Linked DNA regions of Homo sapiens: region 1 is linked to region 2. Evidence: chromatin loops called from intact Hi-C (ENCODE). Cell type or tissue: mammary epithelial cell. All regions are shown on one strand. Each heading gives the region's core, and the rest is flanking DNA. Links, peaks and the distances in the headings are about the cores only. Region 1 overlaps SCUBE2 (signal peptide, CUB domain and EGF like domain containing 2). Region 2 overlaps DENND5A (DENN domain containing 5A).

What was found. Peaks named below come from ENCODE experiments on the same cell type or tissue, not always from the same donor. Only the 100,000 strongest peaks of a DNase experiment are listed, where the experiment ranks them.
Region 1: a loop joins it to region 2, with 7 times the contacts of the local background. A loop is called at or near these places in 5 of 110 quality-filtered maps.

Annotation. Positions count from the first base shown.
Region 1 is chr11:9,068,280-9,083,524 of GRCh38, reverse strand. It overlaps SCUBE2 (signal peptide, CUB domain and EGF like domain containing 2), which reads left to right. Exons shown (of 23, transcript NM_001367977.2): 3 at 4,016-4,141; 4 at 8,910-9,044; 5 at 14,030-14,155. Among named protein-coding and RNA genes, the nearest start is that of MIR5691, 14 kb to the left of the region's middle. RefSeq lists an enhancer at 12,016-12,105. In mammary epithelial cell, for the core only: no CTCF peak of the experiment used is centred there; a DNase peak (open chromatin) is centred at 6,624; H3K27ac peaks cover 1,538 bases.
Region 2 is chr11:9,130,722-9,145,966 of GRCh38, reverse strand. It overlaps DENND5A (DENN domain containing 5A), which reads left to right. Exons shown (of 23, transcript NM_015213.4): 17 at 152-297; 18 at 854-972; 19 at 1,689-1,870; 20 at 2,482-2,564; 21 at 3,122-3,245; 22 at 3,859-4,027; 23 at 6,113-7,142. The coding sequence ends at 6,296. Among named protein-coding and RNA genes, the nearest start is that of SCUBE2, 47 kb to the right of the region's middle. RefSeq lists enhancers at 6,651-6,945, 7,759-7,948. In mammary epithelial cell, for the core only: a CTCF peak has its summit at 8,042; DNase peaks (open chromatin) are centred at 6,836 and 8,066; H3K27ac peaks cover 1,025 bases.

The sequences.
Region 1 (15,245 bases), core at 3,511-8,510, 61 kb after region 2:
CTTTCTCCAACAGTGAGAAATCTGGCGCTCATTATCTGTAATGTGTTTACCTCTTTGTTCAGTCCTAATACACGGGAGAGATATTTACAGAATTATAAGTCCATAACCCTGTGAGTAAAGCAGATTTACTAACTAAAGTACAATATTTACTAGAGTATAGCATACAGCTATTTTGTTTTTAGCCTTAAAGCATCCAAGCAAGGTGTTGTTTTTCATAGTGTTATTTAGGTCAATATTTTCCTTCCCCATCCTCTTCAGTATGGTTATACTATTAGTTTATAATACATTAGGTTCATTTGTTTCTTTTCGTATTCCACTTTTATTCACTTCCATCCCCTCCTTCCATGCATTTCCCTTATTCCTTAAACATGTATTAATTGTATGTATACAATTAATTGTATTCATTCTTTCCACCCTTTCCCCGTGCCCTGTGGGTCACCAATCTCTGTAGTTTCTGGTTTTACCTTTCTATATTTATTTTGCACTAATAAGCAGATAAATGTATAATTTTAGATTTCAGAAAAGTTGCAACTTTTTAACAACTTTACTGAGGTGTAATTAACATACTATAATATTCACCAATTTTAATTGTGCAAGTCAGTGATTTTTAGTAAATCAGCTGAATTGTGCAACCATCACAATACAAACATTTTCCTCATCTCAGTAAGATTCCCCGTGTTCTTGTACAGCTAATCCTCATTCCCAGTCCCAGCCTCAAGCAACCAGTAATCTACTTTCTGTATCTGTATATTTGCCTTTTCTGGACATTTCACGTAAGTGGAATCATACAATATGCGGTCTTTTGTGTTGGATTCTTTCACTTAGCAAAATGCTTTTGAGGTTTGTCCATGTGGTAGCTTATATCAGCATTTCATTCATTTTTATCGTTTAATAGTAGTCCATTGTATGAATATACCATTTTTTTTGCCCATTTATCAGTTAATAGGCATTTTGATTGTTTCTACTTTGGGGCTATTATAAATAATATTGCTGTGAACACTTGCATGAAAGTCTTTGTATAGACATAAATTTTCATTTCTTCTGGGTATATACCTAGGAGTGGGATTGCTGGGTCATATGTTGTATTTGTGTTTAAATTTTTAAGAAACTGCCGAGGAGATAATTTCTTGGATATCACACCAAAGCCACATACAACAAAAGAAAAAATAGACAAATTGGACTTCCTGAAAATTTAAAAATTTTGAACATCAAAAGACAATATCAACAGAATATAAAGGCGACTCACAGAATAGATGAAAATGTTTGCAAATCATGTATCTTATAAGGGATTAATATCCAGAATAGGTAGAGAACTGTTAATGTTCAACATTAAAAATCAAATAACGCAATTAAAAAGTGGGCAAAATATCTGAATAGACATTTCAGCTAAGATGATATGCAAATGGACAATAAGCCCATGAAAAGATGTTCGACATCTCTGATGATTAGGGAAACGCAAATCAAAACTACAAATGGGAGCTACTATTCATATCCATTAGGATGGCTACTATCAAAAAAATAGAAAATAATAAATGTCTGTGAGGATGTGGAAAAATTGGAAGCTTTGTGCACCTGTTGGTGGGAATTTAAAATGGTATAGCCACTATGGAAAACAGTGTGGAAGTTCCTCAAAAAATTTTAAAAAAAATTACCATAGGACCCAGCAATTCCACTTCTGGGTGTATACCCAAAAGAGTGGAAAGCAGGGTCTGGAGGAGATATTCGTATGCCCATGCTCGTAGCATTATTCACAGTAGCCAAAAGGTGGAAGCAACCCAAGTGTCCATCGACAGATGAGTGGATAAGCAACATGTGTTATGTACAAAATAATATTTTTGGTTTTTTTTTTTTGTTTGTTTGTTTGTTTTTTTGAGGTGGGATCTTGCTATCTTGCTCAGGCTAGTCTCAAACTCCTGGTCTCAAGCGATCCTCTCACCTCAGCCTCCCAAGTGGCTGAGATTACAGGCATGATATAATAGAATATTAGCCTTAAAAAAGGAAATCCTGTCACATGCTACAACATGGTGGAATCTTGAGAACATTATGCTAAGTGAAACAAGCCAGTCACAAAAAGACAAATACTGTTTGATTCTAAATATATGAGATACTTAGAGTAGTCAAAATCATAGAGTCAGAAAGTAGAATGGTGGTTAACAGGGCCTGAGGGAAGAGAGGGAAGAGGAAATGAGGAGTTATTGTTAAATGGGCACAGAGTTTCAGTTTTACAAGATAAAAAGAGTTAGGGAGATGAATAGTGGTGATGGTTTCACAACATTATGATTGTTTTAATTATATCCAACTGTACATTTACAGAAAGAAAAGAAAAGATACTGCCAAACTCTTGTCCAAAGTGGCTATGCCGTTTTACATACCCATCAACATCCTGTCAACAATGTATGTGTTCCCATTTATCCACATCCTTGTCAACATTTGTTATTGTCTATCTTTTTAATTATTACCATTCTAGTGAATGTGAAATGGCATCTCATTGTGGTTTTAATTTGCATATCCCTAATAACTAATGGCGTTGAGCATTTTTTCATGTGCTTGTTGGTCATTTGCATATCATTGTAGCTGAAATGTCTATTCGAATATTTCGCCCATTTTAAAATTAGGCTGTTTATCTTCTTATTGAGTTGTAAGAGTTTTTTTTCAGTTCTTTATAAGGTGTGTGATTTGCAAATATTTTCTACCAATCTGTGGCTTGTCTTCATTTTCTTAATGATACCGTTTGAAGAGCAAAAGTTCTTAATTTTGATAAACTCCAGTTTATTAATTTTAAAAATTGTGATTGTGTATTTGGTATTATATCAAAGAAATTTTAACCTCATCCAATGTCTTAAAGATTTTTCTCTTTTTCTCCTTTTTTTTTTTTTGAGATAGGGTCTTGCTCTGTCACCCAGGCTGGAATGCAGTGGTGTCATCTTGGCTCACTGCGGTCTCAATGTTGGGCTCAGGCAATCCTCCTGCCTCAGCCTCCCAAGCAGCTGGGACTATAGGCGTGCACCACCACATCTGGCTAATTTTGTTTATTTTTTGTAGAGATGGGGGTCTCACTATGTTGCCCAGGTCAGCAACTCCTGGGCTCAATTGATCCTCCTGGCTCAGGCTCCCAAAGTGCACCCAAAGATCATGCCTAGCCATCCCAATATCTTAAAGATGTTTATCACATATTTTTTCTGAAAAGCTTTATATTGTTAATGCTTACATTTGGATCCCTGATCCATTTTGAGTTGATTTTTGTGTATGGGATGAGATAAGGATCTAAAGTCATCTTTTTGAATATGGATATCCAATTAAACCAGTGCCATTTGTTGAAAAGACAAGCATTTCTCCCAATGGATTACCTTAGCACTTTTGTTTAAAATCAAGTGGCCCTAAGTAGAAAGATTTATTTCTGGACTCTCAGTTCTGTTCCATTGATCTATACCTCTGTCTTTATGCCTGTACCATGCTGTCTTGATAACTGTAGGTTTATAGTGAGTTAAAGTCCCCCAAATTTGTTCTCCTTTTTCAAAATTGTTTTTGCTCTTCTGAGTCTTTTGCATTTCCATATAAATTTTACAATAAGCTTGTCAAGTTCTACAAAAACGTATCCTGAAATTTTGTGTGTGTTTTTATATCTTCTTATTTCTTACATGAAGATAACGTATTACAGATACTCTTTTAATTTTGATTTTTTCATTTAATAGTATATCCTAGAAATTACTCCAAATCAGTTCACAGAGATCTTCCTCATTCTCTCTTTTTTTTAAAATAGCTGCATAGTAGTCCATGGAGTAGAGGTACCATAATTTATTAAACTATTTTTCTATCTATGGAAACTTAGGTTGTTTACAGTATTTTGTCATTAGAAACAACACTGCAGTGAATAACCTTGTGCGTATTTGTTTTCCTATTGTTAGGGATGTATTTTCAGGTAGATTCCTAGAAGTGGAATGGCTGGAGGTAAGTGCATATGTTTTCACATCAAAGAAATAGCACCTGTCTGGTTTACTTCTGTTTTATTCCTCAGACATCGATGAATGTGGAAATGAGCTCAATGGAGGCTGTGTCCATGACTGTTTGAATATTCCAGGCAATTATCGTTGCACTTGTTTTGATGGCTTCATGTTGGCTCATGACGGTCATAATTGTCTTGGTAAGGAAGGCATTTGGAAATGGCAATTCTCCTTCACTCTCCCACCCCTTTCTTTCCCTTGGTGAAGACCTCCTCATGAAGACAAAAACGGGCTCAGAGCCTTGTGTTTTCTGCTCCCTTGGAAGTCAGACTCCGTGATAGAAAATGAGGTAAAATGTTTCAGTTTTATGTGATCATTCATAACATAAATCTTCTGTTAGTCCAAGGAGATGGGTGACATCGTCATTACTATTTATTGACTTTCTAGCATTGGCTTGTCACCTTTTAAGATCTTTGGTCTTGTGTTGAGAGTCCTGACTTATAACCATTTTTTTTTTCAATGCTGTAAGTGTTTCTGTTTTAGAATTTGGAAAAACTCCTTGTCCTGAAGACTCCAAATGTGTGCTGGGGTTACAGCCAGCTAGACCCCCCTTTTTTTCTTGAAAAAGAGAGAAACTAAAACAGAAATCTTCCATGAACATCTTCCTAGTATTCCACAAAACAGAAACATCTGTTGGAGTTTTAGCCCCTGAGTTAGAGACTACAAAGAGTGTTGTTTACATTCATTCCTTATGCCAGGAATAAAACAGAACTTAGAAGCAGCTAGCAGCTGCATGGGGTTGAGTGTTGGATAGTCTTAGAGGATGCAGCACTCCTGGCAGATAGGTATTTGTGGTTTGCTTTTTAAGGCTGGTATTAGTTGTACAGGAGAACATCATGGGAAAATATGGCATCAGCGTCCTTTGACACTCACGACCCTTCATATGGATAACCTGCTGAGGTCTACTTGGCCAACTAAGGAGCAGCGGAGCCAGGCCCTGGCTCTGTGGGGACAGCCATTCAGACGCCCCCTTATGGTGTGGTAGGAATGGCCCTTTGATTAAATGCTTTGAGATCTGCATAAAAGGAACTAGAAAAAGTCCAGACAGAACTTGTGTGTTGTGTGTTGGGGCTCTGGAGTGGAGGAGAGGTTATTTCCATTTGGGACTTAACCCTCATATGACCTTTATCCCACTTCAGTGTCTCCTGGAGCTCCATCCTGATGGACTCTGTTATTTCCTGTTGGTGCCCTGTGTGAGAGATCAGGCTTTGGGTGACACATCACGTGGCTTTCCAAGCCTGCAGCTGTCAGTAAGACTTGATTGCAGGTGAGGGAACCAGTAATCTTCTAGGCAGTCAGTACCACAAAAAGGCATATTTGAGAGACAATCCTGAGAGCAGGAATCAGTATTAATTAAAAACTCAGACAAATGGAATCACTTTCAGTGTGTGATTTGTTGGGAGGCATACCACATGGGTTGCTCTTTTTTTTTTCCATTTTCAGGGGGAAATTTCCCTTTGACTTGCCAATGAGGGCATTTGGAGGATGCATATCTGATGGCAGACTTCATCATTACTGTTGTGCTGTAATCCACAGCCCGGGGTGGCGGGGGGTAGTATAAGGTTCCTAAGAGCAAGAACCATCCAGGGGCTAGGAACCTGGGCCAGGGCTGGTGGGCGGCTCTGAGTATTGGCCTGCTTGGAAACCCTGAAGGCAGAGTCTTTTCTTGCCTTTGCCGATAACACAGATATTATCAGCACAGAGTATCTCCATTTCCCCTCTGTGGGATCTCTTTGTGGACTCAGTAGCAAGGATCTGCCTTGCAGAGAGACCTTGAGCATCTACTGAGTATTTCTGAATGGGGTAAGGACTCTTTAAAAGGAAGGCACAAGAAAATGAAGTACATTTGGAAGAGTAGGACCGGCACACATAGACACTTCCCCAACATTCAGATTTGAAAGGGCTGACCCAGTTTGTGGCAAAAAAGAAGCTCAGAGCCCTAACTTCTCCTGAGTTCTCTGGGATGACCCCTTCAATCTCCTCAGCCTCCTAACCACACATTAGCCACAAATATATTAGCTAGAAGACACAAGGTACAAACACCACTAAGCTTTGGCACTAAACACAGAGCACTTCAAGATCCTGAATGCCTGCAAGTCTGAAAAACGAAAGGCAGCTCTTCTATACAGCTCACCCCATCTGCCTTCAGTTTCTATTTTTGGAGTGTCTGGGAGCTCATCATAGCTGTTTGGCTTTGTAGCAGTTGTTCTTAACTCTGGCCGCACACTGGAATCACCTGAGAAGCTTAAAAAAAACCATCACCTAGACTTCATCCAAGACTGGCTCTGTCAGTATCTCTGGAGGTGGCATCCAGGCCTCAGGGTTCTGACACATAGCCAGGGTTGAGAACCACTGTTTTATGGTCTGGAGAAGCTCACCAGCTTAGTGATAGATATTTGCGTACGTGGACACACACTTTTGTATTTATCCAACCACAGAGCATCAGCTAGCTGAATGACACATTTCTGATTGCCTTGGGGAAAAGAAATTGGGGGTTAAACGTGGGGTGGGGGTGTGGTAGCTCAGAGGGGAGCACATCTTTACTCGCAGCCAATCCAGGAGTTGGTGTTCAGGGAGACAGACCTCTCCTGCTCACCTTGAGTCTTGCTGTGGAACACCTAGGCCAGGTGTGTTCCAGCACGGCTCATCCTCTGGAATGTGCTTCCTTCACCCTTTGGCATAGACAAGGGCAAGTTTGTTAGGCTTCAGGGGATGGCTTGAGTCCCATCAGTTTAGTCAGACATCTGCTCAGTAGTGTGGGAGGACAGAGGACTATAAGATCTGAAGCTTGAAACCAGATAACAGATATTTAAATGTGAGGTTTTATTATTATGATTATTATGGATATGCCCAGGAGCTAGTGATTAGCACATGAGAAATTAGACTGGAGAAAATAAATTGATTTTTTATATCAGCCTTCTCTTTGAGCCTTTGTTGTCTGAAACTTCTCTGGAAGTTTCTCTTCTCTGGCTCGGGTGATGCTATCCTCTCCTGCTTGTTTGTTCATGCATTGAATAGTTAATGAGCGCCTGCTGTATTCCAGGGCTGTGCTAATTAAAACAAAAATCTCTGTCCTCAAGGAGTTTGCAATCTAGTAGAGGTAGATGAGTAAAGGATTTTGAGGCTGCAAGTCAGTAAGTGTAGCAATACAGCTGTGCACAGGGTATCACAGGCAGAGTGGGAGGAAGGTCCCCTAAGGCCGCCCTGACAGTGTGTGGCAGAAGGCTTCCTCCCTCCCTACCTCTCTGCTGGCTCCTTCCCTGGAGGCTCTTGGGACTCCTGCCATCTCCTCTGCCTCCTCCCTGCCCCTGGCAGGGTCCGGGATTCTACCTCTGGCTGTCTCCTTTCTGCTCCCTTCCCACACTCCCGCCTTTGGCTCTCTCATCAAGCTCCACCACTTTATCAGGCAACTACAAATAAATGATTTCCAAAGCTGTGCTTACACCACCAGATTCTCTTCCAAGCTCCCCACTGAGGTTTGCCACTGCCTACTGGACCTAGCCCTACATTTCAGCATTTCAGACAGATCACCTGCCTGCCTTGGGGGTCAGGGGCAACCATATCTCCATTCCCATTTCTGTACCCAGCACTGGCCTTCCATGTGTCCCTTCCAGAAGGCCTTGGTGTCAACTTTCCATCCTCTAATGATGCCCACCCCATAGCCCACAAGGCTCCCAGCCCTGCAGGCACCTTGTCCGCCCAGTCTTCTTCTCTGGCTTGGTTCCCAGCATCCCTGGCAGCCGCAGTGCTGTCGCCACTAGCGCTAGCTGTGGCTGTTGCAGATGCATGTGTGAAGCTGGACTCCCAGACTGCCCATTCTTCCCCTCCCTCTGTCCTGCCCTCAGCTGCTGCCTTGTATTTCTCAAAGTGAAGGGCCAGACTCTCTCCCCTACTCTAGTGGTTCCCAGCTGCTTCCCAAATTAAGTAGGCACTTCATTGCCTGGTATTCAGGATCCCACAGTGTGACCCCAGTCTGTCCTCCCAGCTGTATCTCCTGTAACCTCCCTCATGTGCCCTATGCTCCAACCACATGGGCTGACCCACTGGTATCTGAATGTTCTTCATGCCTCCCAGCCTTTGTGCTACTGCTTACGCTCTCTTCCACCTATAATCCCTTCTTTCCTGATTTATAATTGGACAATCCTAAGGGCCCATCTTTTATTAGCTTATCCTTAATTCATCCCGATACCCCATGACCAGATGTGATTTCTTTCCTTGGTACCACCTTTTATACCTTATATCAGAATCATTTGTATATTTGTCTCTTGCTGAAGGGCATGCTCCTAGAGAGAAGGATTTTTTTTTTTTTTTTTTTTTTAGATGGCGTCTCGCTCTGAGGCCCAGGCTGGAGTGCAGTGGCATGATCTCGGCTCGCTGCAACCTCCACCTCCCAAATCCAAGTGATTTTCCTGCCTCAGTAGCTGGGATTACAGGCATGTGCCACCATGCCTAGCTGATTTTTGTGTTTTTAATAGAGACGGGGTTTCACCATGTTGGCCAGGCTGGTCTTGAATTCCTGACCTCAGGTGATCCGCCTGCCTCAGCCTCCCAAAGTGCTGGGATTACAGGCTTGAGCCGCCACACCTGGCCAAGGGAAGGAATTTTATCTTCCTTATCTATATTTTGCTGTCTCCTCTAGCACCATGCTGTGGAAAGAGAAGATGTTCAACAAATATTTACTGAGCTGATGACCTTGTGTCCATGTGGCGGTCCTGGCCAAGTGAGCCCCAGACCCGTAAGGACTGGGTAGTTGTCTGTGGACCTTACCGGCTTTGATTCTGAAAGCTTCTGTGGTGCAGGGACGTGAAGAGGAACCTCATCTTTGCTTAGCAGGGCCCCTGAGCTGCTGGGTGAGGTGGGGCATTGAAACAGTCACCAAAGCAAAGGCTAATCCCTCTCTCCTTCCAGATGTGGACGAGTGCCTGGAGAACAATGGCGGCTGCCAGCATACCTGTGTCAACGTCATGGGGAGCTATGAGTGCTGCTGCAAGGAGGGGTTTTTCCTGAGTGACAATCAGCACACCTGCATTCACCGCTCGGAAGGTACCTCTGCCCAGCTGTGGATGGGGGCAGAGCCACATCTGAGACCCTCTCCCTTGCACGCGCACACACACACTGACTCTAGAGGGGAAGCACAGGGTATAGAAAGTCTGGAGGCCTGAGGACGAGTCCAGACTCCACTGCCGGGTAACCGTGGGCAAGTTATTTGAACTTCAACTTCCTCACCTGGCAAAATAGTTGCACTGGACTGGGTGAGCTCTGAGGTCCTTTCAAACTCTCACATTTTCTGATTCTAATCTTTACATAGAATACATTTCAAACATGACTAGATGTCTCAGGAGCAATATAGTGGATGATCTGCCAAGTTTTTCAAAAAGGTGCTGAAAACCACAGCACCAGTATGAGCCTGCTCCCTGCTCTGGGTGGGTAGGGAGGAGGCTGGATCCTTCCCATGCAGACTTTCAATGAAGTGCCCTGTTTTCAGCCCCAAGCTAGATCCGGCCCTTCCATGTTTTGCATTTTTGAGCTCCGAGGGGCAGAAGGGCTCCCTCCCTGGACTTTCCGTGCTGTGGTTTCCTTCGCCTACGTCACCATTTATCATTCCTCTGTAAATTTGCCGGAAACTCTTCTCTTCTGATGTCCTTCTCTTCATTCTCTTTGCTTTGAGTTTATACCTTTTTTCATTCCTCTGTTACTTAGTAGATTCTTGAGAGGAAGGGGCATTAAGTACATGTGGCCAATCAGTTATTTTTAACTGAATGTCATCCTTTTAACTCTTCCCTGCTCTTTCTTAAGCTAAAGAGTCACATTTTGGTGGCTGTGTTCCTCTTGGAGTTGCATCTGCCTATTTTTAGGGGAAGTGCCCTAAATACTAGCCTATTAACCCCTTTGGCCATGTGCTGCTTATTCTTTCCCATTACTTAAGAATGAGGTCATTTTAATTTCTTCTACTATTTAATCACAAATTTATAGATTGTTTTAATCCTGGTCTTGGTAACTTTTCAAGGGTTTCTTCATGGAAGATGATTTTTGTCTCATTTTCCAAGGATGGCAGCTCACACCTTATACTTAACTAGAATACCTGTTTGGGTACCAAGAAAAATTGTCAGAGGAACCCCCAGGGGCCAATGGGTTTGATGGCTATCATCACCCAGAGCCTGCTCATTCTCAGCGTTTGGGGCGGGGAAGTCACACATACTGGCTTTGATCAGGCAGATTTCCTATCTTGTGCCAGGTGTGGCCCTTGATAAAGTAGCAGTTGGGTTTCATTTTCCTGCCAGGTTCTCTGGGGTCATTGGTGTGCCCTGCACTCTTGTCCAATGTAGGCCAAATTCGAGATGGGAATGAATTAGGAGGCCAGTGGCACAGAGTGATCCGAATCTCAGGGCATCTCTCCTTTTGATTGCTCAAAGCTGCTTCCTGGGAAGTCACTTTGGCTTCCTCTGCAGGTGGCTGGGGAGGGATGTGGGAACTGCAGGTTAAAGCCATCGCTTGAGCCCTCACGGTCTGGGTCCCACCCAGTTACAAAGCAGCTGGTAGCGATTAAGATCACCTCTTATCCCTGTACTTCCAGAGCCCTGGCTCAGCCCCACTCTCCCCTCCTGCAAGCCCCCGGACTGATTAGAGACACAGGCTCCTCATACCAGAAGCAAATACAAATGCAGTTCCTTTCTGCAAACTGTGTTTTCTAAATTTTCTACAATTCAGACATTCTTGGATCCCCTAAAGAGTATTTGAAGTGAACATTTTTGTCTGGAACTAAAACCAAAATCTAAGAATTTGCGTTGTGGTCTGGAAGTGCTCTCTGTGATTTTCTGTTGTGTTTCAACCTGATTGCTTGGCAAATTCATGGGAGTGTCAGCCAACAGATTATAGCAATTGGTAACGGAGAACCTTTGCATCCTAGGGTTTTGATTCTTCAAATAGAACAGCCTGTAAAAAGTTTTCTTCTAGGATTTCCTCTCTGATATGCACATTAAACTCTATGAAACTGTAGGCTTAAAAACCCACAGTGGTGCCAGACGTGGTGGCTCACACCTGTAATCCCAGCACTTTGGGAGGCCGAGGCAGGCAGATCACGAGGTCAGGAGATCGAGACCATCCTGGCTAACGCGGTGAAACCCCATCTCTACTAAAAATACAAAAAATTAGCCGGGCGTGGTGGTGGGCGCCTCTAGTCCCAGCTACTCAGGAGGCTGAGGCAGGAGAATGGCGTGAACCTGGGAGGTGGAGCTTGCAGTGAGCTGACATCGTGCCACTGCACTCCAGCCTGGGCGACAGAGTGAGACTCCACCTCAATAAAACAAAACAAACAAAACAAACCAAAACAAAACAAAACCCACAGTGGATACCTTCAAAGTGATTAAAAGAAGGTAACACAGGAAGCTAGTATTTTCTATTGCTGTTGTTTTTAATAATTATTTACCAAATGTTCTTTAATATAGGGCATCATAATCATTGACTCTGAGGGAAAGCTCAAGATACTGATTTTTTATTTTATTTTTTTTTATCCTTAGAGACTCCAAAGCTGTGATAAAGAGACTGTGTGTTTTCACCCATATAATGAGGGTAGGCTGGAGAGAAGCACATCACCCCCGGCCCGCCTTTGTTCCTATTCATGGGTGCTCAGGCTCTCAGAATGAGCACTCCTCTTTTGTTTTGTGTGTTCTGAGAATATTTAGATGGTGTACTGATGCCTTTTCAGGGCAACAGGGAAGGTGTCAGGGTGGCAAAGTGGAGGCTGTGCTTTCAGCAGGACCTGTTACCCGTTTTATGTCATGTTTTCCTCCCAATTCACAAGGCATATTTTTGTTTGGTTTCCAGAAATAATCTTCAGTGGAGCCCTGATCTTGGGGTGCACCAGAATGGGGGATTTCCAATGTTTCTGAGCTGTTTCCCTTCTGGTGAACGAACCATCCTGGACGTGACAACCAGACCAATTTTGGAAAGAGCTAGGGCCATTTGCTGGGCTGCCTAGTTTGGAACAGATTAATCTGCTCACCCCAGCAGTGGTCTTGCATTAAGTCAGAGTGCTACAAAGGCTTTGAGGTCACTTCTTGAAAAGCTGTCAGCGTTTCCAGAGCCATTTAAGTCTCTATTATGTCTTGGTAACTTCAGGTGTAGCTTGATGTGGTAGGACATTAGGTGGTAGGTTCTCTGTGTATCACAATGGCATCTGGCATACAGGCATTCTTACGAAATATTTCTTGTGTAGGTGAATTACTCTGAGGCAGTAAAGGTCACTTTGCAAATGTCTTAACAGTCTTGTAAACAGAGTGAAAAAGCAGCAGCAGCTGGCCTGTTTGGGAGTGTACTTTCCAGGTGTTCCTGCCCCCATTTCTTGGGCAGTATTATATTTACCCCCGAGCACTAGTTACTTCCCATGCTCGGCTGACCCAAGGACAAACACAACGCTTTCTGGGCCTTCTCAGACAGGACACTGCTTCTAGAGGCAGCTGTCACCTCCCGCGCCATCTCAGTACTGGGGTGCAAATCACATCTTCGGAATTACCAGCCAGAGCAAGAGAAAGCTTTCCACCAATCCAGTGCAAGTCTCTTTCTGTGTTAATTGACAGCCACCCTTGGCATGGATGAATGAATCCCAGCAACCAGCAGACTGAGTGCTGGAGTGCAGGCAGCTCATAACTGTCAGGCAAAAGAGCAAGAGGGTTTTAAGAGAGACTCCAGAAAGTATGGGATATATTAACCCTTGCACTGTCTTCTGGAATAGGAATGACATCTGTTTGTATTAAAACAATTGTTCCGTTTAAGCACAGTTTGACAGCTCTGGAGTGGGAGCTGGAGAGAGAACTTTGACTTCACTAGAACCTGTTGGCTAAGGTTTTAGGGGCACAATATAGAAGGGTGTTGGATTCTAGAGAAGTGAAAGCAACCTTTTTGTACTCGTGTTGAAAACAGTGCCCTACTAGTATTAGAGTGTCTCATTGATAGAGAGCCAATGACAACCAAGTCCCTACTCTCAGAGATGTTTTAGAGTTACATTGCACGAATGCAAAGAAGCAACATAGGAACAGGTAATTAATAATAAAGTATAAACTGAGCAGATGTCTTGAAAGTATTCTAGGGTATGAAAAGAATTCCTTCAGGATGCTGGTAGGCAGCAGGATCTCAAAGAATTAGTTTTGAGATGAGGCAGAATGCTGGTAAACCACACGGGCAGTTACCTTGCTGTGCCCCCTCATTTAGATGTGTGCCGAGCCCTGCAAGAACAGAAGCAGCTGTTCCCCTTCCCACCATCATACTACAAGGTTAAGCCTAATCAGAATTTACTGTATACCTCAAAAGAATTGTACAGCAGCTACCACACACGAGCACACTCCCTCCTTCTCTCTCTCTCTCTTCTCTCTCTCTCTGTCTCTTCTCTCCCTCCCTCTGTTCTTGTTGCTGTTGCTGTGTGATGCTGTCAGAGGCTTATGCCCTGAGGGAGGGATCAAGGGAGTGGCTGAGGGTGGTCACAGAAGACAGATCCCGGGGCATGTGGCCCGTACGAGGATGCCAAAATGCCACAGTCACACTCACCTCAGAAGGGTGGGATTGGTGGGGGCAGAGAGGGGCGTTGAAATGTTTTGAAAATTATCTTCAAGAGTATGTGAAAAAATTGAGAATCTTGATCATTCTATCTGAACATTTTCTTAGGAGGATTCTCCTTTTCTCTTTACATTCTTGATCAGCTCTTGGGTAAAGACATGGCAGAGATAAGAGCGTGAGTACCAGTTCCTGGGGTCAGCAGGCTCTGATCCTGCATGCAATAGAGAGCTCCAGTGTATTGGGAAGGCTCCCAACTCGTTAGGAGAGTTGAGACATCATATCTCTTGGGTGACAGAATAAATTTTTCATGTCTATTAATTGGCCTAGGTTGACTTTAATGACATATACTTTTCAAATGTGGGGCTGATGGAGACCTAAGCAGACAGATCTGTGGGCCACCCCTTAGCCCTTTGCCGCTCTCCCAGGGCTCAGGATTCTGACCACAGCCTAGTCACCTGTCGCACACTGCTGTTTTTCAGAGGGCCTGAGCTGCATGAATAAGGATCACGGCTGTAGTCACATCTGCAAGGAGGCCCCAAGGGGCAGCGTCGCCTGTGAGTGCAGGCCTGGTTTTGAGCTGGCCAAGAACCAGAGAGACTGCATCTGTAAGTATGGGCCAGTGCACACCTGCCATGGGAACCGTCGTATTCCACAGGCTGCCTTCTGTGGCCCAGCTCAGAAGCACCACCTCATGGCACGGCTGCAGCAGCAGGGAAGGCAGTTAGCACGGGATACCGACCTCTACCAAGTACTTGTTCACTGCAGAAGGGTGGTCTCCCTTAGGGAAGGGAAATGATATTTTAAAAAGGAACTCATCAGGAGGAAATGAAATTCAGGAGTAAGGAGTGTGAATGTTGGGGGGCAGTTCTCCCTGTTCCCACAGAATAAAACCAAATGTCCTCATCTGGCAATCACAGCTCTTTGCCACCAGGTCCTGCTTCCCCTATAAACCTCATCTGCCTCCTTTCCGCAGACACTACTCCCCTTGCCTTTGGAGAACAGCCCAAATCCTTTGATGCCTCCAGGCCTTTCCCAAGCCCTCCTGCCTTCCTGGCGTGGTGGACTCTCACTCAACCTTCAATATTCTGTTTAACTTCTAATAAGGATAAGCATAATAGCTACCTTTTGGTGGGGAATTTATTTTGTGCAAAGGCTTGTCTCAAGATGTGCCATATCCCATTTAATTCTTACAAGCACTGCACTGTGAGCTCAGTATTATTACACTCATTTTCAGTTGTCGAAGTTGTGCAGAAGGTGAAGCAACAAGGTCACACAGGGAGTGAGTGGCAAATGAGTGTTCAAACCCTGGTCTGTTGAGCTCTAAAGCTGTGCTCTTAATCCCATGCTACCATCCTCTGCTATCAGAAGCCTCCTGGGTGCTTCAGACAGGGCAGCCATCTTGTACTTTGGCTCCCACAGCACTTTCCTCAGCTGTATAGCTCTGGGTTGACTTGTGTGTTGATGTGTCTGTCTCCCCAGGTATGAGCCCCCTCCAAGTCAGGGACCTTGCCTCATTTTTCCTCTCAGTCCTCCCCTGGTACCTGCTATGGGATATGCTCAGTACACTTGTGTTTAATGAGTGGGTAAATGGGTGGCCTACACCATCGGGCCGCAGCTCCTGCACCACGATTGTAGTAACAAAACTCCACCTGGGAACAGGAAACCACTGGCAATTCATGGTGTTCCTAAACCACG
Region 2 (15,245 bases), core at 4,980-9,979:
GGTCCTGGGGCCCTCTTGTTCCAGGGCTCTGCTTGAGCTGAGATAGCAGGAGCCACAGTTGTGCCAGCCTTCCTGGAGCAGGTCAGAGTCCCATCTGGTATGGGAAAGATTCCTAATTCTCCTCAATACTTTTGTGGCTTCCCCTAAACAGTGATCCCGTACCACATTCTGATCGTACCAAGCAAGAAGCTGGGGGGCTCCATGTTCACTGCCAACCCATGGATCTGTATATCAGGAGAATTGGGTGAGACACAGATCATGCAGATTCCCAGGAATGTGCTAGAGATGACCTTCGAGGTATGTGTTATTTGGGGCCACAGCTCTGTGGGGATCTGAGTTTGCAACAGCCGCTTTGGGGAGTTTTCTGCAGGGTTTTTCAGAGGGCTTGCTATGTACAGTGTAATGCTTCAGCATAGCTGACCTTCCTGAGATGATCTGAGGCTGGATCCAAAGACTGACCCTGAGGAGGGGGACCCCACCCTGTCTAAACAATGTTTGGAAGGCACTTACTTGTCTGGACATGCACATCTCTCCATGCATAGTGTGTTGAGAAGTCCCCAGGAGTTCTTTCAGCTACTCAGCCCACCTGTTCCCAGAGACCTCAGAACCCACTTCCAGAATCTCTTGCTCCCTGACCCTGTTCTTCTAGGTAGAGTGTTTTCTTTCTCAGCCTTGGGCACCCCCATGAGATAGTGCTGTACCGCAGTTCTGGCGGTATGTAGAGCCATGACCTCTAAGCCTGCAGATGCTGAGGGGTCAGGTTGCAGGCAGCCAGTCAGATCTGTGCCTCCGAGAACTACTGTTCTTTTCTCTGATTTTCCTGACCTACCTCATCTTCTCTATTCTCTAATAGTGCCAGAACTTGGGGAAGCTTACTACTGTCCAGATTGGCCATGATAACTCTGGGCTGTATGCCAAATGGCTGGTGGAGTATGTGATGGTCAGGAATGAGATCACAGGACATACCTACAAGTAAGTATACCCTCAGGCTGTAAGGTAGAGGGGCAAGGTGTATCTACAGGAGCTCTTCGATGCTTGGGTATGTGGAGTTCCCAAGGAGACCCTTTAGGTTGTGATAACCTGAGGCAACTTCCTGTTTGGCTCTGCCTCATACACTTGAAAGTAAGTAGAAGGAGGGTTTCTTCTGTTGTTTCTTTTTCTTTCTTTTTTTTTTTTTTGAGACGGAGTCTTGCTCTGTCACCTAGGCTGGAGTGCAGTGGCGTGATCTTGGCTCACTGCAGCCTGTGCCTCCTGGGCTGAGGCGATTCTCCTGCCTCAGCTCCCCGAGTAGCTGGGATGATAGGCATGCACCACCACGCCCAGCTAATTTTGTGTTTTTAGTAGAGACAGGTTTCGCCATATTGACCAGGCTGGTCTTGAACTCCTGACCGCAGGTGATCCGGCCGCCTCGGCCTCCCAAAGTGCTGGGATTACAGGCATGAGCCATCAGGCCCAGCCAGAAGGAGGGTTTCTAGGTGAAGATGTGTGGAATTGCTGTGCCCAGATCCCAGGCCACCTATGCCACTCAGGGTGATTCTCTGATGATACATGGTGGAACCAGCAGAGCATTGAAGGAGTCTCTATCCTGGTTTCAGAGCCTATCTCCAGGGATTGGCTTTGTTGATGGCTCTTCCTGTGAGCAGCAGGGAGGAGCTGGCTGCTCTGACAGTCCATTGTCTGATCTTCAGGTTCCCGTGTGGCCGGTGGTTAGGGAAGGGCATGGATGATGGAAGCCTGGAGCGGATCCTAGTTGGGGAGCTGCTCACATCCCAGCCTGAGGTGGATGAGAGGCCATGCCGGACCCCGCCGCTGCAGCAGTCCCCCAGTGTCATCCGGAGGCTTGTTACCATCTCACCCAACAACAAGCCCAGTAAGTGGGAGGAGGGGTTGGGCCCTCATGCCATACAGTCTAGGGAATGGGTGGATCTCTGTGAGCCCTGATAATGGGAACCTGGGTCCCAGCCTGTGCAGCTGCCTCAGGAAACACTTCTGCTAACAAAGCCACCTCACACATATGGCACCCTTCTCTTATGAATCACTGAGAGCATTTGGCACTCTCCTTAGAGGGCTGGCAGGAGAGGAGAGAACTCATGCTGCCAAACCTGGGCGCTGTATATATTCATGCATGATCCATTAAAGGAGAGGGGCCTACTTTCTGGACTCCCCCTGCCTGATTCCTGGGCTTCACAGCCAAGGCTTGGCTCTCTTTTGGTTACCCACAATTCCAAGGTAAAATGGAAACTAAACTTTACCAGCATTTCTTAGAGATAGAACTCTAAGGTGTTAGCTTTTGTGTTTTTCCCCCAAGATTTGCGGAAGAGCTAAATCAGCAAAGCTGGGTGGGCAAGCGCCTCTGCTTCCTAGGGTCCAGCTGCCCTGCCTCTCCTATGGGCCCTCCCCGTGTCCTCAGTCTCCTGCTCAGGCAGCTAAGCACTGTTAGCCTCAGAGATTGGTTAGGGATGTCTGCTTGATTTTTATTAGAGCTGAACACTGGGCAGATCCAGGAGTCCATCGGGGAGGCAGTCAATGGCATTGTGAAGCACTTCCATAAGCCTGAGAAAGAGGTGAGCCTTCCTGCCCTCCAATCCAGGGCCTTACATTGAATAAGAGAGAATAATTTTGTTTTTCCGATTATCTTGTTATGCTCTTCCAGGCCCATGTGCTGTGGACACCCTAGAGTCTTGTAGAGTGTGTGCCTCAGCTAGTTGGAGATGGAGCAGACTCCTTCCTCTGGGGGCCTTTGCCTCAGGTTACCCTGTTTTCCCTCCATACTGATGACCCAATAGAGTCCCTGGGCCCCTAGTGAACAGTGCCTATTCCTGTCCTCTTCTAGATTTGCCTGGGTCTCCTTGAATAGTGGCCACACTGGCTTTGTCCTCCAGTGGAGAATCTCCTTGTGTGTGACCCAGATCCATCATCTCTTCTTTCATCCATTTATTCAGCAGCTCTTCACTGGGAGCTGCTCTGAGCCAGGCACTGTGCCAGGTGTTAGGGAAACAGACAAAGTCCTAGCCTGTCTTTTGCAGCCCTCCCAACTCTGGGCTGTGGGTTTAGGGATGCAATGGTGGGAGGGCAGCTCGGCTGAGACAAGCCTGGCACCCTCCCCTGTTTCCTTACGTAGCGAGGCAGTCTGACGCTGTTGCTCTGTGGAGAGTGTGGCCTTGTCTCGGCCTTGGAACAGGCTTTCCAGCATGGATTTAAATCGCCCCGGCTCTTCAAAAATGTCTTCATTTGGGATTTCCTGGGTGAGTTGAGCTGGAGTATGAGGGTGGGAGAAGCATGTAGAGATATAAGGGGACTCACCAGCATAGCATGGGTGCTGACCACTCTGAGAGGCAGAACCCAAATTAGGTGACTCTCAGATCTCATTTGTTTGCTCTGGTTTTTCTTGAAGGGAGTGACAAGAGCTCTCCTCCCCGTCCTTGGTAAATGCTTACCTCTTGAGAATTGCACAGAAAAGATTCTTCTAGACATCTGTTATTTAGTATGGACTTAGTCCTGAGTCCTCACACTTTCCCCTTATAGATCCCAAAGTCCAGTTGAGCGTATTGGAGCCCCAAGCCCTGTGTTGCACCCATATGGAGAATTTTCATGCAAGAAACCATCCTCAGAATTTTTTGTGTCTTCAGACTAGGGAAAAGAACATCTTTATATCAAGGGCCACATACATAAATTTAAAAAATAAGGATAGGGAAGCTAAGGATCATTTTGAAACATGACCAGTGACATCAGAACACTTGTGCTATTCTCATTAAGTTACCTGTGTGGACTTGGAGAGGCCCATGGCAAGTGGCCTGTAGGACCGTCAGGGTTGGTGTTGAGAGCCTTTTCACTGGCAAGCTTTTCTACTCTTCACAGAAAAAGCACAAACCTATTATGAGACATTAGAGAAGAATGAAGTAGTCCCTGAGGAAAACTGGCATACAAGAGCCCGGAACTTCTGCCGATTTGTCACTGCAATCAACAATACTCCCCGGAACATCGGCAAGGATGGCAAGTTTCAGATGCTGGTGTGCTTGGGAGCCAGGTACTGCAGACCCAGGGCCCAGAGTGCACAGCGGTTAGCCTTGGTGGTGGTGTTGGAGGCCTGGTGCAGTGCAGGGGTGAGGAATGGCTCATCAGGTGCCCTTAGGGAGATGAGGCCTTAGAAGGTTTCCTAGAAGCCCTGAATTTCCTCTGTGTATCGTGTATGGTCACACACTGCATAAAATGTGCTGCGTAACAACATTTGTCAGTGACGGACTGTTTATGGGATGATGGTCCTATAAGATTATACTCTGTTTTTACTGTACCTTTTATAGGTTGAGATGTTTAGGTACCCAAATACTTACCATTGTGTTTTAGTTGCCTACGGTATTCAGCACAGTATTCCTTCATTTTTATTCTTCAGGCTGCTGTGGCAGGAAGCTCCAGGAGAAGTGTAGAAGAGCAGGCCTGGGGGCTGGTGACAGGGCTGTACCGATTTGTAGCTTAGGAGCAACAGGCTAGACATATAGTAGGCTCTACCATCTAGGTTTGTATGAGAACCCTATAAAGTTCGCATGGTGACGAAACTGTCTAATGACACATTTCTCAGACTGTATCCCTGTCATTAAGCAACACGTGACTTATGTGTGTGGTGATCTGTCGGGGTAGGGATGACAACGTGTATGTAACTCGGGGCAGAGGGGCCCCATTTTGAAAGGAAAGATCAAAATCACACCACTGGGGAAGTTTGAAGCAGAGTATATCTAGTTATTCCTTCATTAGACATTTAAATGGCCTTATGGAAGTTGGTAGGAAGACAGCTGAATAAAACGTGGCCCCTTACCATTTATTTATTTATTTATTTATTTATTTTGAGATGGAGTTTCGCTCTTGTTGCCCAGGCTGGAGTGCAATGGTGTGATCTCGGCTCACCACAACCTCCGCCTCCTGGGTTCAAGTGAGTCTCCTGCCTCAGCCTCCCGAGTAGCTGGGATTACAGGCATGCGCCATCACGCCTGGCTAGTTTTGTATTGTTAGTAGAGACGGGGTTTCTCCATGTTGGTCAGGCTGGTCTTGAACTCCTGACCTCAGGTGATCTGCCTTCCTTGGCCTCCCAAAGTGCTGAAATTACAGGCGTGAGCCACCATGCCTGGCCAACATTTAGAAGCTTACTTGTCCTAATTAAATACAGAGCATGGAAGAAGGTTTTGAGGGTCCAAAAATGAAGTGTACATTCATACAATATGCTGAAAAGGTAGAGGAGAAAGATCAGAGAAGACTTCAGGGAGGAGTTGGTATTTAAGTGAGCCTTTAATGGAAGGAAATAACAGAACGTGGCAAGGGCAGTAATAGGAAACACAGTTGAAAGGAGGGTAGGGCCCCTGAGCTGGGACAGAGAAAGATTCTTTTCATATTAGTACAAAGTTGTTTCATCAGGGGACTGAAGTAATATTAATCTGATATTATGGGTGGTATGCATTAGAGTGGACATGATTATTAGGGGCTATTCCTGTAGGTCAGGTGAGAGAGCATGAAGCTCAAATAAACTTAAGGCAGTTTATTCAGGCTGCATAAAGGGAGAGAATTGGCATAGTGGTTAAAAACAGACTCCAGAACCGCATTCACTAGGTTCAGATCTCAAGTTATCCATTTACTAGCCATGTGATCTTGGACAAGCTACTTAACTTCCATCTACCCTACTTTCTTCATCTATAAAGTGGGGATAATAATAGTACCTACCTCATATCACAGGGTTATCATGAAGATTAAATCTCTTATGTCAGTGCCAGCACATGCTGAGTGTTATGTGAGGTTAGTGCTTATTATTATTCCTGGTGGTGGTAGCTGTGGGAGGAGAGAAGCTCTGGGAGACACCAGTGGTGGGGCTGACTAGGCAGGGCGAGGGAGGCAGGGGAGGAGGAGGCTTGGAGGCTCATGACAGGGCTGATTTGGGTCAGGTTTGTTTGGTGTCCTGGAGCTGAAAGACCTCTTTGCCAGTCCCTGTTTGGGAAAGGGGGGTGTGGGGGGCTGTCAGCTTCTCCAGCTTCAGACTTAGTTCATGGTTTCCCCCTTGGCCTTGCACTAACGCTCTCTCTTCCTTTTCCTTTGCCCCTCTGACCTGCCTGGACTGCTCCCGCTCTGCCAGAGATCACCTCCTACACCACTGGATTGCCCTGCTGGCTGACTGCCCCATCACTGCACACATGTATGAGGATGTGGCACTGATCAAAGACCATACACTTGTCAATTCCTTGATTCGTGTGCTGCAGACATTGCAGGAGTTCAACATCACGCTGGAGACGTCCCTTGTCAAGGGCATCGACATCTGACCTCCCAGCACCAGCCAGCAGCAGGACTGAGAAAGACTCACCCTGCAGCTCTGACCTTTTTTCCCAAAGGGACTTAAGCGATTGTGCAGGAGTAGGAGACAAAATGTACACTCACTGTAAAAAGAAAACTAGAGGATTTTTGGAATAAATAATCTATTTTAGAGTTTATTTGCTGATTTGCTTTTTACACACTTTCATGTGAAAGAGTGATAGGGAGAGGGAGCGAGGCTGGTGCCGCTTATTTTGAAGCTGGTGCCCTCCCTCGCCGTGGCCACATGCTGGAAGCCTGAGGCCTCCCTGGACTGAGCCTGTGGCACTGCGTGCGGGACAGTTATGTTTCCTTGCCCCGTCGCATTAATGAGGCCCTTCCACATCATTTTTAAACTAATGTTTTTCTATATTAACATTATTATGGATATTTGGCTTTCATAGGCCACACACAGGTGTGCTGCGCGGGAAGCCCCATGCTCCAATCAAAGGGATTTTTAGTAGTGCCTCTAAGCAAGCACCGATGAGTCAGTCCCACGTATTTTCTTTTTTGTCAGTATTGTTTGGGAAGGAGACATGCCGGGATGTGTCATCGTGCCAAATACCACATTTCCTGTTGGCACAGTTTCACAGAAGTAAACATAAGCATGTTTTAACAGGTTTTTCTTTTCTTTTTTCTTTTTTAAAATGTTTTATTTATTTAACCCGCCATTGTGTGTTTTTAAGTATTTTCTTTTTTTAAGGAAAGGAAAAGCTTGTCACAATCTAACTGGCTATGTTATTATTATTAAATTTATGTTTTGCAACTTAGAAACCAGCTACAGTATGGCCCACTTAATAAAACACCTGAAACAAAAACTGCATGGATCACTGATTTTTATGGAGGTTTATGAGCAGTGGGTGGCTGCGGGTGCAGTTGGGTCCATCTGTGAGGATGGTCTTGTGGCATCACCTCTCTTTACCAGCAGGCTCGGGGTTGTGGCCTGCCCAGGATGCCCCTGAGGGCCTGGGGTCTCCTGGGTCCTTCTGCCCGCAGTGCTAGGAGCCTTCCTAGCTGTTATGTGGCTGATTCACATGGATGCAGACAGGGTTCTTTCCCCACTCCACAGAGGAGGAGACTGAGACACAGGAGGGAAAAGACCCGGCCAGGGGTGCAGAGGTTGTCACTTGACTGAGACAGGATGGGCCCTTTCTTGAGAGGGTAAGGGAGACCAGGTGTGGGAAGCTGGGGGTCGGGGGAAGCTCTTGAAAGAAAGGTTTGCTTTCCTGGGGATGGCAGGTGGGAGACCTTTATGAGAGGTCCAGCTTCGTTCATTTTTATTCTTCAGGCTGCTTTGGCAGGAAGCTCCAGAAGAAGTGTAACGTGATCAAGTCAGGCACCTCAGACCAATCAGTGCCCTCTTTTATGCTTTCCTGGTTTGCATGCATTTTCCCTTTGCCTGGAATGCCTCCCCTTCACCCACTTTGTGTTTGTTGTACAGGGTTTACTTTAGCAGTCACCTGCTGTGAAGTGTCCCCAATCTCCCTAGGCAGTTAATCATTCCATCCTTGTGCTCCTTCATTTTCTTAGATGCTGGCATCTCCTCTCTGGATTGTCATTGCCTGCTTTCGTGTCAGGCTCAGCCCTTGCACCGTGAGCTCCCAGAGGGAAAAGGGGGATCTCTTGCCTGTCTCCATCCCCTGGGCCTGGCAGGTGGTAAATGCTTCTGAAGAGATGAGGAGAGGGCCCAGAGAGCTGCAGCGCAGCGTCCTGCCTGCAGAGGGGGTGAGAGGCCACACTGCAGCCGTCTGCCTGGAGCCCACGGACAGAGCTTTAGTTCTCTCGGAGAAGGCCGAGGAAAGGGGAAGGAAGGTAGGCAGTACCTCTGGAGCAGGAAGTGGGATTCTTGGCTGGGCAAGAAGGGCAGCATGGAACTCAGCTGTATGTGTTTATATTGTGGGCCTAGGCCTGAGCTTACCTTAAGGCAGGTGCTGGGACCAACTATTTCCTTGCTCTTTGTAACAGCTGATCCTACTCACTTTCTACTGTGTTTTGTTTTGTAATCTTCTGCAAATCTGTTTTGGAATGATGTGTGATATAAGAGAACAGACCTGTTTAGTAGCTCAAGATTTCAAGGACATTTGAGTCAACTGCGTTCTTCCGTGTAGGGCCCAGCCAGGCCTCTCCAGTGGTCCTGGGTAAATCAGGTGTGTTTGGTTCACTCAGCAAGCAGCCCTGCCTGCCTCAGCTTCTGCACCTGCTCTACTTCAGGGCTTCCCAGGCTGTGATTTCAGGGACTGGTAAATAAACAAGCAAGCAAAGGAACTCAGGGAATTACTATAAAGCAAGCACCCTTATAATCACCACTCAGGTCAAGAATAGAACTTTGCCAGCCCCCCAGGGTCCTCCATGTTCCCCCTTCCCCATCACAGTCCCAGCACCTCCCTTCTTCCATCTTAACTTTTATAAGTAATAATTTCGTTGAGTTTCTTTATTGTTTTGTCACCCAGATGTGCATCCCTACATGCTATAGTCTTACTGTCCTTTTAAAAAAACTTGATACATCTTTTAAGTCTCTTTTAATCTAAAGGGTCCCCTCCATCCCTTTCCTTTTCTTACAAATTGTTGAAGATTTTAAGCCATTTGATCTGTAGATTTTCACAGCCTGGGTTTTTGCTCATTTCATGCCCGTGGTGCAGTTCAATATACTCCTTTATCCTCAGCATTTCCTGCAGATCAGCAGCTAGATCTAGACAATTTGCCTCAGGTTGATCCCTTTGATAAGACTCTAGGTAGTGGTGTGCTCATTTAGCAAGAAGCACGTAACATCTGTTTTTCACTTTTGTTATGTTAGCAGCCACTGATGCTCAATGCCTACATCCAGCAAGTAATTCACTGGGGATTGCAGCATGGGGATATTCTAATCTATCATTTTCTCTTCATTTATTAGATGGAATAATTTTATAAGGAGACATTGTCTCTCATCTACTGTTTGATTTCCCAGTAGAGTTTGTGTGGGAAAGGCAGATAAGTGCTTAATTCTTTCCTTTTATTTACCCAACTTTTAAGATATGAACTGGTTCTTTGTTATCCTCAGAAGGTGACTATTTTTTAAACAATATTATGAACTCATGAGTTTAGATGTATTTGATAGGCTTCATCTCATTGCAATTATTATCTTTATTGTCCTGCCTTTGGCCTTTGGGAGCCTCTTTAAGTTGGTTCCTGAGTTGTTCTGACACAACTCTAGTTGTCTTTGATATCTGCTTTGTTTTCTGGTATTGCAAGATGTTCTAGGCTCACTTTATTCATTTTCTGTCCTAGACTTGGAATCAGTCATTTCTCCAAAAAGCCCTGGTTTCCTTAAGTGGGAAATGGTATTGCAAGACCATAATTGGACACTAGAAATTCTCATTGTTACTGGTAGATCATTGGTTCTAGGCCTATTCAGTAGACAGAGCTTTGATTATATTTAAATATAACATTTTTATACATTTAATATAGACATCTAGAAACATATATAGTAAATATGTATTTTTAAAGATAGTGAAGGTCTTGGAATTATATATGTTAAATGCATATATAAATATGTATGTATACATGAGTGTGTATACACACATGCATCTATGGTACCCCATGATTTTACAGTGTTCTTTCTGATTCCAATTCAGGATTATAGGGTGCCTTTGTCCATTTAATGCGGCTACAAAGGAATACCTGAGGCTGGGTAATTCTTAAAGAAAAGAGGCTTAGTTGGCTCATCGTTCTGCAGGCTTTACAGGAAGCATGATGCTGGTACCTGCATCTAGTGAGGGTCTCAAGCTGCTTCCACACATGGTGGAAGAGGAAGGGTGTGCAGAATCACATAGCAAGAGAGGGGTGAGAGAGACGAAGGAGGCTGGGCTCAGTGGCTCACACCTGTATTCTCAGCACTTTGGGAGGACGAGGTGGATGGATCACTTGAGGTCAGGACTTCAAGACCAGCCTGGTCAGCGTGGCGAAACTGACTATGAGATTTGGAGGGATCAAACCAAACTATAACATACTTTTACTTTTTTTTTTTTTTTTTGGAGATAGGGTCTCACTCTGTTGGCCAGGCTGAAGCACAGTGGCACGATCATGGCTCACACAGCCTTGACTTCCCAGGCTCAAGTGATCCTGCCTCAGCCTCCTGAGTAGCTGGGACTACAGGTGTGCACCACCACAACCAACTAATTTTTAAATTTTTTGTGGAGACAGGGTCTCACTACATTGCCCAGGCTGGTCTTGAACTCCTGGGCTCAAGCAGTCCTCCTGCCTGGCTTCCCAAAGTGTTGGGATTACAGGCATGAGCCACCATGCCTGGCTTAACTTCTTATATATTACATCTGTATCTCTTTTTTCCATAATGAGAACCCTAGGTTTGAAGGGCAGAGAAATTGGTAGAATAAGAAGATCCCCTAATTAACCATTTGCTTTATCCCACATTATAAACACAGCCATCTCAGAATAACAATACTAATGCTTCTACTACCAATTATGATCATGGAAAACAGTTAAACTTTTTTTGGTATGTTATTCCCATCCTTCCCCCTCAAGCCTGGCCCACCCCGCTGCCCCACCCTTTTCTTTGAGACAGGGTCTCACTCTGTCACCCAGGCTGGAGTGCAGTGGCACAATCTTGGCTCACTGCAGCCTCAACTTCCCAGGCTCAAGCAATCCTCCCACCTCAGCCTGAGTAGCTGAGACTACAGGTGCACACCACCATGCACAGCTAATTTTTGTATTTTTTGTAGAGACGGGGTTTTGCCATGTTGCCCAGGCTGGTCTTGAACTCTTGGGCTCAAGCAATCTGCCCACCTCAGTCTCCCAAAGTGTTGGGACTACAGGCGTTAGCCACTGCACCCGGCCAAGCCCTTATGTTTTATTTTTATGTATTTATCTGTGGCTCGCTGCAACCTCCACCTCCCAGGTTCAAACAATTCTCCTGCCTCAGCCTCTTGAGTAGCTGGGACTACAGGTGCGTGCCACTACTCCCGGCTAATTTTTTGTATTTTTAGTAGAGACAGGGTTTCACCATGTTACCAGGATAGTCTCAATCTCCTGACCTCGTGATCCACCCGCCTTGGCCTCCCAAAGTGTTGAGATTACAGGCGTGAGCCACCTTGCCCGGCTAGCCCCTATGTTTTAGTAGAGGTACTCTATCTTTGAGAGATCATATATTATTTCTGTCAACTTGGGTTTTTTTGAGAAGCAGATGCCAAGACAAAGGAAACACCTGTGAGGGCTAAAGAGCAAGGGAGCAAGAGTAGGCAGGGAGAGGCTTTAGATCCAGGGGCCAGGCTGACCCCTGGGAGAGGACAGAGGGAGGAAGGACTGGGAAGGAAGTCTTAGACCATAGACCAGCTCTGAGAAGAATCTCAGTGAAGTTGATGGGGAGTCCCTGGCAAAAAGCTGCTCATGAGAGGAGTCCACTTTGGGCAAGACTGGGCACACCAGTAATCCTGTTGTGCTCAGTTGTTGTCTAGAAGCAGAGCCTAGAGGAAGTGTGGCTTCTGCATTCACAGGGGAAGCAGCTGGGGGCTGCCATTAATTATGACTCCTCTGGGCACTTTGTCAGGTTTTCTTGAAGGAGACTTGAGTGATGCAGCTCCACAACCTGCACAGTCTGCCCCTTATACTGCACAGATCCTCTTTTCCACAATGCACCCATGTTTCTTTCCATGGTTTCCCGACGGGAAACCTAGAAGAGGGAGCTTTGGGGAACAAATTACAATCACCATTGATGAAGTTAGTCTTGGGGCCATGGTTGGTACTTACCTTCTCCCTTCTGCGCTATCCTAAGTTCCCATCACCTTCAGCTATCACTTCAGTGGGGCTTGGCTTGCTTAGTGGTATAACCCCAACCTTCATTCCTGAGAGGTCCAAGCCCTTGGTCATCATACTCTTCTTGACCAGGGTTGCTGCAAATGTCCACTTAGAGTTACAACTGGACAAGGGAGTACCAAGAGATACCCAAATGGATCATTTGGGCTTCACATTATTTTAGCCCCTACTGATGTATAAAAACAGCGCGACCACGTCCTGCTATTCAAGCTCAGTCATCTCTGCCATGATGGTGACTCTTTTCTTGTCTACTCATTCTTAGATACAAGGAGTCCAAAGTACCCTGGTGGCAGCCAGAGTTCTGTAGTTCAGTGGGACTTAACGGGTGTAGTTGTGTCCCTGGCAAGAATATGCCCCCTTTGGGGATTAGTGTTTCCAACCCTACGGAACCTAGAGTTCAGGGACAGGAAGCACAACATTCCCCAGTGGGTCCTTGGAAGTGATGGTAAGTGTAGCCACTCTTGCTTCTGCCCCTAGGTTCCTGGACCCATGCATTTTTCCTGTAGGGGACATAGCAGGAAGCTGTAATTTAGATGTGATTATAGCTCTCTGATTTAATGCATGTGCTGGGTCCTGAAGGATGGCATCCAGTCCTTGCAGATTATTGCCTCCAGGCGAGTGCCCTAGCTGTGCCTTCAGTAAGCCATTCTGGTGCTCTTTCAGGCTGGCAGCTTCTGGATGGTGCAGTATATATATATGACCAGTAGATCCTATTGTCATAGGCTCACTTGCTCACCTCCATTGTGAAGTGGGTCCCTGGTTGGATTCTATGCTGGATGGAATTCCATACCTGTGGATCAGTTACTCTGTAAACTTCTGAGGATACTGGTGCCGGCTAAGGTTCTGTAGGCAGAAAAGGCAAGCTGATTCCCAGGATACGTCTCTATCCCTGTGAGGATAAACCGCTGGCCTTTCCAGAATGGAAGGGGCCTCATGCAATTGACTTGCCACCAGGTGGCTGGCTGGTCTCCTTGAGGAATAGTATTATATCTGGGACTCAGCATGGATCTCTGTTGCTGGCAGAGGCAGCAATAGCTAGATCAGCTTTGGCATGTGGGAGTCCATGCTTTTAGGCGCATACATAGTAGCCTTCATCTCTGCCACTGTGACCAATTCCATTCATGAGACTGTTGTGCCAGTTCCAGGATGGCCAGTGATGAAGTGGCTGAGTCATTTAATCTACTCAGTTGTTAGTTGTCTTTTGTGGTGGATGCTTTCTGGTGGGTGTTAATGTGTGATACAAAATCTTCACATTTTGTGCCTATTTCTAAATGTCCACCCACATGCTTCCTTGTCCTCAATCTTCCAGACTTTTTCTTCCAGCCTCTGACTAGGCAGCTAGATCCTTGGTTGCTGCCCAGGAACATGTCTCCTGTGTAGAGTTCTCCTTCCACAAGCAGCTGCCGCACTTGCAGTTCTGCTCATTGGGGAGATTTTCCCTTGCCTCTGTCTTTCAAGAAAACCCCTGACTGTGGCTGTCAAGCAGGCACTGTCCATTTTTGGCTTCCACCCACACGCTGAGTTGACCCACCAGTAAACCAAGCTTGGTTACCGTTTCTATCTTGCAATGAAGTACTACAGGCCCTACCTAACTAGGACTTGGCTGACTTAACAGAAGCCAGTCCGTCATGGCCAGTTCTAGATGTATTGTCACTTGATAGTCAAGCATTGCGTCTAAATTGGAGCCTAGTCACATGCCAGGAACTGTTTCTCAAAAGGTATATGCAGATGTCATGCTCCAGAAACCCAGGGGCCTGCTTTGTGATTATTTCACTGGGGCTTTCAAAGAGGTCTGTATTGCATCTTACCTATCACTGACACTTCCAATGCCATAGGGTCTGCTGGATCATATGATCGAAAAGATAAGCTATTTGCCTAGCTGCCTGGACCTCCTGTAGAGCCCTTTTCTGTTCCAGGCTCCGTGTAAAGCTGGCAACTTTCGGTACCACCAGAGAAGAATTTCTAGGTGTGGAATGTGTGGCCTCCAGAATGCAAAGAGCCCTGCCACGTGCTGTGCATCCTTCTTTGTGGTAGGAAGGATGAAATGGGCATCAACTTGCGTTTTACTTTGAAGGGGATGTCCTGGCACACCATGACCACTGGATACCTAAAAACTTCACACGTGTTCTTTTCTATTCCAATGGAACAAGAGGATCAGAACAGTTGGCATTCATGTGGAACAGACAAAGATATTCATCTGCAGTTTTCCCCCATAGTTATATTAACTCTCTTGCCTTCAGTCATTATGCAGAGAGAGAGGGACAATCTGGACATCCCACAGAATAGCACACAGATGCATTAAATCAACTGCATCATAGCGACTGGGCAGGATAAGCAAGAGGTGGCTAGTGTGCTCCAGAAGGCAGATGATAAACCCTGTGAAAACTCAGGGACCTGCTCTGTGGCTGGAGACCAACTGTGCTGGGCCATGGAGACAACCTGGGGAGTTTTATCTTTACCATTAGAGACCTGAGAAGTCATGGAAGGATTTTCTGGAGATGGGTGATATGTTCAGATTTGCATTTTGAGGAAGAGATGTGAGCATCCTAGTGAATAGCCACAGGGGAGATGAGCACAGCTTGGCTTAGGAGTGGTGGTAGAGCTGGAGGGAAGGGAATGGATTCTAGATTGCTTCAGAGGAAAGACTGGGAGGATCTGGTGATGGATTGCTTCTGGGGTAAGGAAGAAGAGGTATTAAGGATGTTGTATAGGCCTTAGGGATACTTGGTCTACACTTTAGTTCACAACACAGACTTGTGATGTTAGTCAAACTAAGATTTGGGAGGTGGTGTGTACGTCCATGCTCACAGGCTTACAGTCACCTGTGTTTACAGTCTCGAGCTATTTTGAACTTCCTTTTCTCATACTAATTCTGAGGGAGCTGGGGCTGGCTGGCACACTTAAAAGAAGCCCTGGAACTCGAGGTTCCTTCCTGCCTTTCTCTGACCCTGAACATAAAGCCTGCTATTGGCTCCAGGGAGGGGTAGGACCTGAACACTTCTGACTTGGCCCTTTGGCTGGGGTCGTGGTGATCTCAACTTCCGAAAGGAGGTTTATTATAGGGTCTGACCTTTAACTCCAGCTAAACAGGTGGGATAGTTATAGCAACCTCAGAA